Linked DNA regions of Homo sapiens: region 2 is linked to region 1. Evidence: chromatin loops called from intact Hi-C (ENCODE). Cell type or tissue: endothelial cell of umbilical vein. All regions are shown on one strand. Each heading gives the region's core, and the rest is flanking DNA. Links, peaks and the distances in the headings are about the cores only. Region 1 has its middle 13 kb from the start of TCEAL9. Region 2 holds the start of LL0XNC01-250H12.3 (a long non-coding RNA gene).

Region 1 (4,401 bases), core at 274-4,273:
TATTTTTAATTTTTATTTATTTATTATATATATTTTTTGAGATGGAGTCTCGCTCTGTCGCCCAGGCTGGAGTGCAGTGGTGCGATCTTGGCTCAATGCAACCTTTACCTCCTGGATTCAAGCGATTTTCCTGCCTCAGCCTCCTGAGTAGCTGGGATTACAGGTGTGTGCCACCACACCCAGCTAATTTTTGTATTGTTAGTAGAGACGGGGTTTCACCATGTTGGTCAGGCTGGTCTCGAACTCCTGACCTCGTGATCTGCCTGCCTCGGTCTTCCAAAGTGCTGGGATTACAGGCGTGAGCCACCCTGCCTGGCAAGACTTGTATTTCTAAGGAGCCTATTAGGGGAAGGATGACATGCCAGATTAAAAGATGAATATAATTTAGCATGATTTTAAAAGAATGTCACACAGACTGCCTGTTTCAGAATCCCTGTCATCTTTCTTGCTAACAGGACAGACTTTGGCATCCCCCAAAAGTTCCATGACTCAACTTCTAACTGGGTGCCAAAACAATTATCATGCTCCCCTGAAAGATTCTAATGCACACTAACACTGGAGAACCACTGGTAGTACAGAGGAAGCACAATAATATTGAGTACAAATATGCATAGAAAAAGATTGCAAGGAAATACGTCAAAATGCCTAAGAGCCTAGCAATACATATATCACAAGATGTAAATTATCCTATTTTATGTTAGGATCCTATATGGTTTGGATCTGTGTCCCCACCAAATCTCATGTCGAACTGTAATCCCCAGTGTTGGAGGAGGGGCCTGGTGGGAAGCAATTGGATCATGGGGTCAGTTTCTCATGAATAGTTTAGTACCATATCCCTTGGTGTTGTCATCCTGATAGTGAGTTCTCATGAGATCTGATTGTTTAAAAGTGTGTGGCACCTCCCCCACTTCCTTCTGCTCTGGCCATTTGAGATGTCTCACTCCCCCTTTGCCTTCGCCATGATTGTAATACAGTTTCCTGAGGCCTCTCCAGAAGCAGAAAGGTGCTATGCTTCCTGTACAGCCTGAAGAACTGTGAGCCAATTAAACCTCTTTATTTATAAATTACCCAGTGTCAGGTATTTATTTATAGCAATGTGAGAACAGACTAATATGGGTTCTATTTTAAAAATCTTTCAATATTTCTCACATTGGGATACATCATACAATAGATGTGAAGATATTATGTGATGGTTTACTTTTTCTCAAAAAAGTGTTCCTGAATCCATGATGTATGTTATAGATGCTGTAATTTAATAATTAAGAAAGTAAGGTGTATACATGCATGTGTGCATATTCAATAGAAAAAGTGTAACATAAGTCACCATATCAGAATGAATATTTGATTAAGGGTGATTTTTCCGTTCTTTTTTTTTTCAAAGTCAGTTTTTTTATTTTTAAAGTTTTTGTACAGTTTCAATCACATTGCCATTAAAAATTCTGAATACCTCTGTATTCATGTTAATTTGAAATATGCAGAATATAATGGTAATAATGGTAATAATAACAATACTCATAACATACTTTTAGTGTGAGCCAGTGTTCTAAGTGATTTACAGGTATTAATCAATTAATTCCTCAAAAGAAACCAGTGAGGGCTATACTATCAATGACTCCACTTTACGTAGGAGGAAACTAATGGATGCAGAGTTTACCTGAAGTTGTTCAGCTAATAGGTTTTAAAACCAGGATATAAGCAAAACTGTTTGGCTCCAGAATTAGTGCTCTCAGTCTCTCAATAAAGTAAATAATAAATACATTAAAACCATGACTAGAACAGATGGAGACAGCCACTTGTTTTCCTAAATATAATTTTTAAATTATGTATATTTTTAAAATTTTAGCAGTGTCAAATCCCAATCCCAATCCCATTGTTTTTTCTAAGGGGAATGATGTTTTCCCTCACATTGGATAAAACTGGGCATAATGGAGATAATCGGGTGATTGATGCTGGGAACTGAAAAAGAAAAGCAAAGGCAAATTCTCTAGCATAAGGACTTGAGAGGTCACAATAAATCCAGGTTATGAGAAATATGAAATTAAGGAGGAGTTGAAACTATGAAGATATGGTTTGAAACTATGAAGCTAGAAATGGTCGAAACTATGAAGCTAGGACACAGAGAAAAGCTATCCAATATAAAATTAAGACACTTCTCAGCAGTGGAAACAGAAGGTAGATACTTACTGCCTGAATGCAGAATTCATGAGGGAGAAATGTGCCAATAGATTCCTTCAAAATTTTTGACCCATAAACATTTTCAAAAATAAATAGGTATTGTACAGTAAAGAATATCTCCTAACTTGTTTACGATATAATAGTGGATTTTTCTCTTTTAACACAACTGGGATAAACTTAAAAAGTAAAGTAAAGGGCCACCTTGTGACCAGAAACAGCACTGCAGTTTGTGCATCACCGATCAGGAAGTCTGAGGCAGAGAAATAGTGTTCATCTTGACTAACAGGGCAACTAATTTTGGACCTGTTGAGACTGACATACTCTTAGAACATCCAGGAAGAGAGTTCCACTGGAGAAATGGATAAAAGTCTGTAGGGCCAGAAAGGGGTATGGGCTAGAGGTGTAAAATTCAATGTCATTATCCCTAGGACTGTAGCAACAACTACAGAAATGGATGAGATCAGCCAAGGAGAACATAGAGACTGATAAGAAATGGGACTTTCAACATTTAGGGCAGGAATATGGCTCAGTTGCTAAGAGTCCAGGCATTAAAACCAAATCCAAACTCTGTTCTTTTCTAGCAGTTAAAAAACGTTATAAACTCCTTTTAGAAACTAATGAGAGCCATGTGCTCTCTCCTCAGCACATGCATACACCTTGAACAAATGTATATAACCGTCCTTGAACAAATGGGTATACTCACCCACATACATATACGGGCGCACATTTTTTTTTTGAGACAGGGTCTCACTCTGTCACCCAGGCTGGAGTGCGGTGGCACAATCATGGCTCACTGCAGTCTCTACCTCCCAGGCTCAAGAGATCCTCCCACCTCAGCCTTCTGAGTAGCTGGGACTACAGGCCTGCAGCATCATGCCCCGCTAATTTTTTTTTTTCTGTTTTTGGAGAGACCGGGTCTCGCCATGTTGCTCAGGCTGGTCTTGAACTCCTGGGCTCAAGCAATCCTCCTGCCTCAGCTTCCCAAAGTGCTGGGATTACACGTATGATCCACCACATCTGATGGGCACACAATTTTGAACGCAAGTTTAGGAAGTCCGTAGTTTTACTCTGTTAAGATTTTATGGCCTAATTTAATCAATAGAAATGTAAAACAGGAGAGTCAAATAGAAAACAAATAGTAAGATGAGAGACATAAACACAAATATACCAATAATTAGAATTAATGTAAATGAATTGAACACTCCAAATAAGATTGGATAAAATTATGAATTATATGCTGTTTATAAGAGGCACACTTAGATGTAAGAACAGAGAATGGCTGAAAGTCAAAATAAATACATGCATGCAGTAATCAAAGGAAAGCTGGTGTAGCTATGAAAAAAATCAACAACGTAGACTTAAAGACAAGAAATATTTCTAGAGAAAAAGAGATATATTTGATAGTAATAAAATATTTAATCTAACAGAAAGATATGAAAATTCTGAACCAGTATGTTTCTACTAACATTACTTCAAAAATACAAGACAAAAGCTATTAGAAATAAACGGAGAAATAGAGAAATGTAAAGTCTTTGTGGGACATGTAAACATACCTCCTTAAGTAACTGATAGAATCATAAAAATTATCAGTTGAAGTATTGAAGATTTAAGCAATAAGAGTAACAAATGTGACATTATGTTACATAGAACATAACCTACAAGTGCTGAATATAAATATTTTTCAGGAGCAAATGTAGTGTTTACTAAAATTGACCTTATACTAGGCCATTAACCAAGTCTCAACACATTTCAAAGTATTGAAACAATTCAGAATATGTTCTCTGATGACAGAAAAATAAAGCTAAGAATTAATAACAAATAGATAAACAAATCTCAAAGTGTTTGGAAATTAAACAATACACTTCTTAATGATTTGTAAATAAAAGAAGAAATGACAATCAAATGTGCCATTCTCTTTAAATGAATGAAAATGAGAATGCAACACATGAAAATTTGTGGGAATATAGCTATATCTGTGCTTAGTAAAAAATTCTATGCCCTCAAATGCATATATTGGAAAAGAAGAAAGGCTGAAAAAATACCACTGATCTAAGTTTATCTGTAAATAAGTTTTGGAGAGTACAGAGCTAATGCCCAAAGACTAGGAGAGGTGTTCTAATTTTTTGTTAGTTAGTTCATTTTTGGTTTTGTTTTTTCAGCTCCTGGCATTCAAGGAAATATATGTCAAAACACTGGCTGAAGACAAGCTAAAGGAACAGAGACTTC
Region 2 (4,401 bases), core at 255-4,254, 61 kb before region 1:
AGGAGATGTGACTAGGTATCATTATAATTGGGCAAACTATCAAGTAATTGTTATTTTCAAAAATACTAAATTCTTGTACCTGACATTTAACTAACACTTAATAAATTCCTGGCCTCTTAAAAAATTACATTGCAGAATGGATGAAAACACGCTAACCATGAAAGCATGCATATTACAATCTCAAATTGCTATGAAGACCTTCTAACCACCTGCATATTTCAACTTCCATCCGAGATACATGGGAATAATGAATTATTATTTATACAGTCAGAAAACTATGTGTAAATTTATTACAAATGCATGTTAAATATCAAGTTTCTTCCCCAACTGAACAATTCATTGCTTTAAGAAAGGTAGCTCCAAATGGGCCTCAAGGGATACTACAAAGCATGTAGCTGCTGATGCACGCAATGAAATCCACCTGTTGAGCCTCTTTTCCAGTGATAAGATCAAAGTGGCTGCTCTACTTTTAGACTACTTTGTGAACTACACAGCTACTATTCTGCAACATACTTCTGCTCAGATCTATGAACTCACTTGAGCCAGGCATCATATCCCACCAAGGATGGAAGTGCTAGAGATCTCCTGAGGACTGCTGTCCTGCAAATCTGAAGTAGAAGCTTCAGCAGTCATCATGACCTAGATCATCAGAACCCACCTCCTTCAGACACCTGATATAAGTTTAGTTGCCCCCGTGAAGTGCTTCCTGGGGAGAGACAGACTCCAGCAATCACTATGCTTTATTGAAGTGACTCTGTGCCTGCAACCATGCTGGGCACTGAATTAGTGACCAATGACACTGACACAATCAGGTAGTGATCATAACAACAGAAGGAACAATGAGTTTCTCACCAGGGCCTTTTCTTCTCCTTTCCATCTATCACCTAATAACAACTTTAAAAAAGAATGAGGAAACTGCCTGAGCCCTTGGTAGAGGAACACAACCACTACCAACCTGTAGCCCAACACCAAGGAATCTGGCACTGGGGACACATACCCCATCTTTCCCTCACTCACTTGCTAGTATCTCCCATTGGCCAAACCCAACTGGAAGCCTAAGGAGAAGGGATCTGAGTTGATGTAATCTATAAGGATCAGACCTGTGAAGCACAGAGTAGGGTGGTGAGGGGTGGAAGCTTTGAAGAGACAAATTGAGGCTATCCAGCACAGTATCTAATATACAACTGTGCTGTAGGCTGAATAACACTCCTCTGCCCCAAAGAAATCCATGTCCTAATCTCTGGAACAAGTGAATATGTTACATTACATGGTAAAATGGACTTTACAGATGTGATTAAGTTAATGATCTTAAAATGGTGAGGTTATTCTGGATCATATGGGTGGGCCTGATATAATTACAAGGGTCTTTATGAGGGAAATAGGGAGGCAATAAAATCGGAGAAGTAGATGTGACCACAATATGGAGGTTAGAGTAATGTGAGGGCATGAGCCAAGGAATGCCAGCAGCTTCTAGAAGCTGGAAAAAAACGAAAATTCATTCTACACTAGAACTTCCAGAAGGAACATAGCCCTGCTGACACCTTGATTTTAGCCCAGTGAGACCTACTTTGGACTTTTGAACTCCAAAACTGTAAAATAATAAATTTCTGTTGTTTTCAAAAAATAAAAGAAAAGAAATAGCCTGAATCCATAAAGCACCCATCGTCCCATAACAACCACAGGGCTATCTATCATCTTGCACCTGTGTTATCACTGCAGGTTGCAGCAATCCTGTGGGTGTGCATTCTTATCCTCATTTTACAGAACGGGACGCTGGGCTCAGAGAGTCCTTACCTGTCTGATCCTCCCACGTCCCGCCTGTATAGAAAGTTGCCCCAGGACACCCGGAGCAAGACATCACACTCACTGGGGCGAGGAGGGTCCCAGCTCTTTCTCTCTCTCATGAGACCGCCAGGGCAACTTATGCCAAAGCGGGAACGAGGGAACTTGGATCTGGGCTCCTTTCGTCTCTCCACACCCCAGGAAGGTTCAGCCCCCACCGCGGGGCACCCACACCCTCAGCTGAGTCCCAAACACCTGAAGGCGGGACCCTGCTCTTCCTGCCCGGCCACGTTGGTCTCTATTTTAAAAGTCTTCACGGTCGCCGTTATGACGTCAGGTTTCTATGGCAACCGTGATACGCAGGCTGGTCCAGCACACCGGAAATGCCATAGAGTGGCCTTTTGACTCCTTGGCTTTCACAAAGAGAAAATGGCTTCACTCTTCAGGCGGCTTCCTGGGTAGCTATAATAATTAGAGGAACTAGGCTGGGACGGAGCCAATTGATAGAATTCTGCCAGGTTTGATGGAACAATGTCCCGGTTGTCAGTAGTTTTGTTTAAAAGTGACAGTAGAGGAATATCACCAGTGCACAGAGACCTGGAGCTCTTGGAGATAAGCTAGCTCACTGAGGAGGAGCATGTACAGTTCACACACCACACTAATCAGTTATCCATCTGTGGCAGAAAACTAAGACTGTCTATAATCATGTGACTAAAAGATCTAGGAACAACAAAATAAGTCATTTAAGATATCTCAGAGTTATTTCAGTAATGCAAGCCTAGAAACCTAATCAATTCAACCATGCAATGGTTTGTCTTGAGAAAATTCTTATCCTTCATTCCTACATGTGGAGGGACATTCATGACCACAACATTTCTAGACTCTCTATACACTCAATCCTTTTCTGTCACAGGAGGAACTTCTCTAATTGGTGAGTTGGGAAGAAGAAAAAGGGGTTGCATTGCCCAGGCTGCCTCCCTTCAAAATTCTTGGTAGTAAGCTGCTCTTCAGGAGCACTTGTTCTTCCCTGCCCTCAGAGGTGGATCTTTTTTTTTTTTTTTTTTTGAGATGGGGTTTCACTGTTTCACTCTTGTTGCCCAGGCTGGAGTGCAATGGCACAATCTTGGCTCACTGCAACCTCCGCCTCCCGGGTTCAAGCAATTCTCCTGTCTCAGCCTCCTGAGTAGCTGGGATTACACGCATGCACCACCACACCCAGCTAATTTTTATTTTTAGTAGAGACAGGGTTTCTCCCTGTTGGTTAGGCTGGTCTTGAACTCCTGACCTCAGGTGATCCGCCTGCCTCGGCCTCCCAAAGTGCTGGGATTACAAGCATGAGCCACCGAGCCCAGCCCAGAGGTAGATCTTACAATAGGCCCACAGTGCTACTCCTCTTTCTGTGCCTCACTGGCTCAACTATTTCTATTGTCTTTCTCCAAATTGCTTGGATTTTTTAAGCAATTTACCTCCATGCTTCAAGTCTAAGCTTGAAATCAAGTAATAAATAGATGAAAGAAGAAAAATACATGGACTTTATTCCTCATAAAGAAGATACTGGAGAAGATGACTTAGATTTGCTGGCATGTGGGCTTCCTATGAAGGATCCACAGAATTGAAAAAGATTTATCCACCAAGTAGTGCCATGACAGGAAAATCATAAAGGCCAAGGACTGCAATGCATATCAAGCTGCTGTCTGGTGCAGGAGTCCTATGTGTTCCCATGGAAAGTAGCTTCCTTGCAAGGCTATCCCCTGTAGCAGGAGAAAGAGTTTCAAGATCTCTTCTTTCAGAAACACTTCTTAAAGTACGTAAATAACCCTTGTTCAGAACGAATACTCACCAAGCCAAAGCCAATCTCTGAGGCTTTCCCCGTGGAGTCATTTGTGACAACACTTTGTCAGTACCTTAATTCATGTGATTTCAATAGAGGCTCATCTCATGGAATTAGGTTCTAAATTCAGAGTAGGTTGAAAATCATATATTGTGATAGCTTCCATTGAAAATTCCTTCAAGAAGGAATTGACTAAATATTCAGAAATTTATACACACACACAAACAAACACAGAGACTATACTCAAAATTATTAGTATAACAATGTCCCACCAAGCCTTCAAGGATAAGAGAATCCCTTTGATATCCAATGATAACAAAGTACAGAAAAAGGGGAAAAGTTCACCCAAACCATGTTTTAGATAACCATTTCTACCTAACGAATACCCCAAAACAAACCATTTATTATCTCTCAGAAATCTGAGTGTTGACTGAGCTCAGCAATGTGTTTTCTGCTGCATGTGGTGTATGTTTCGCGGGGCTGTGGGGCTACACTCCACTGGGACATCCAAGAGAGTTTACTCACATGAAAGACAATTGGTGCTGATGCCACCTGCAGCTCAGTTGGGGTTGCTTCCTGGAGCACCTTGGTTCAGCACAGAGTCCCCATGTTTAGGGCAACCAGATAAAATAGAGGATATCCAGTTAAATCTAAATTCCAGATAAAAATGAATAATTTTTTAGTGTAAGTATGATGGTTAATTTTATGCATCAACTTGACTGGGCCATGGTACCCATATATCTCATCATCATTATTCTGAGTGTTTCTGTAAGGACGGTTTTGGATGA

The links. A loop is a pair of places that touch in the nucleus more often than their neighbours do. Peaks named below come from ENCODE experiments on the same cell type or tissue, not always from the same donor. Only the 100,000 strongest peaks of a DNase experiment are listed, where the experiment ranks them.
Region 2: it touches region 1 in a loop (6-fold over the local background); 5 of 110 quality-filtered maps call a loop at or near these places.

The regions. Positions count from the first base shown.
Region 1 is chrX:103,341,300-103,345,700 of GRCh38, reverse strand. No RefSeq gene overlaps it. Among named protein-coding and RNA genes, the nearest start is that of TCEAL9, 13 kb to the left of the region's middle. In endothelial cell of umbilical vein, for the core only: a CTCF peak has its summit at 2,399 (motif pointing left); DNase peaks (open chromatin) are centred at 940 and 2,380.
Region 2 is chrX:103,402,490-103,406,890 of GRCh38, reverse strand. LL0XNC01-250H12.3 (a long non-coding RNA gene) reads right to left here and starts at 2,111. Exons shown (of 6, transcript NR_188440.1): 1 at 1,795-2,111. RefSeq lists an enhancer at 1,951-2,120. In endothelial cell of umbilical vein, for the core only: no CTCF peak of the experiment used is centred there; a DNase peak (open chromatin) is centred at 2,170; H3K4me3 peaks cover 835 bases; H3K27ac peaks cover 1,414 bases.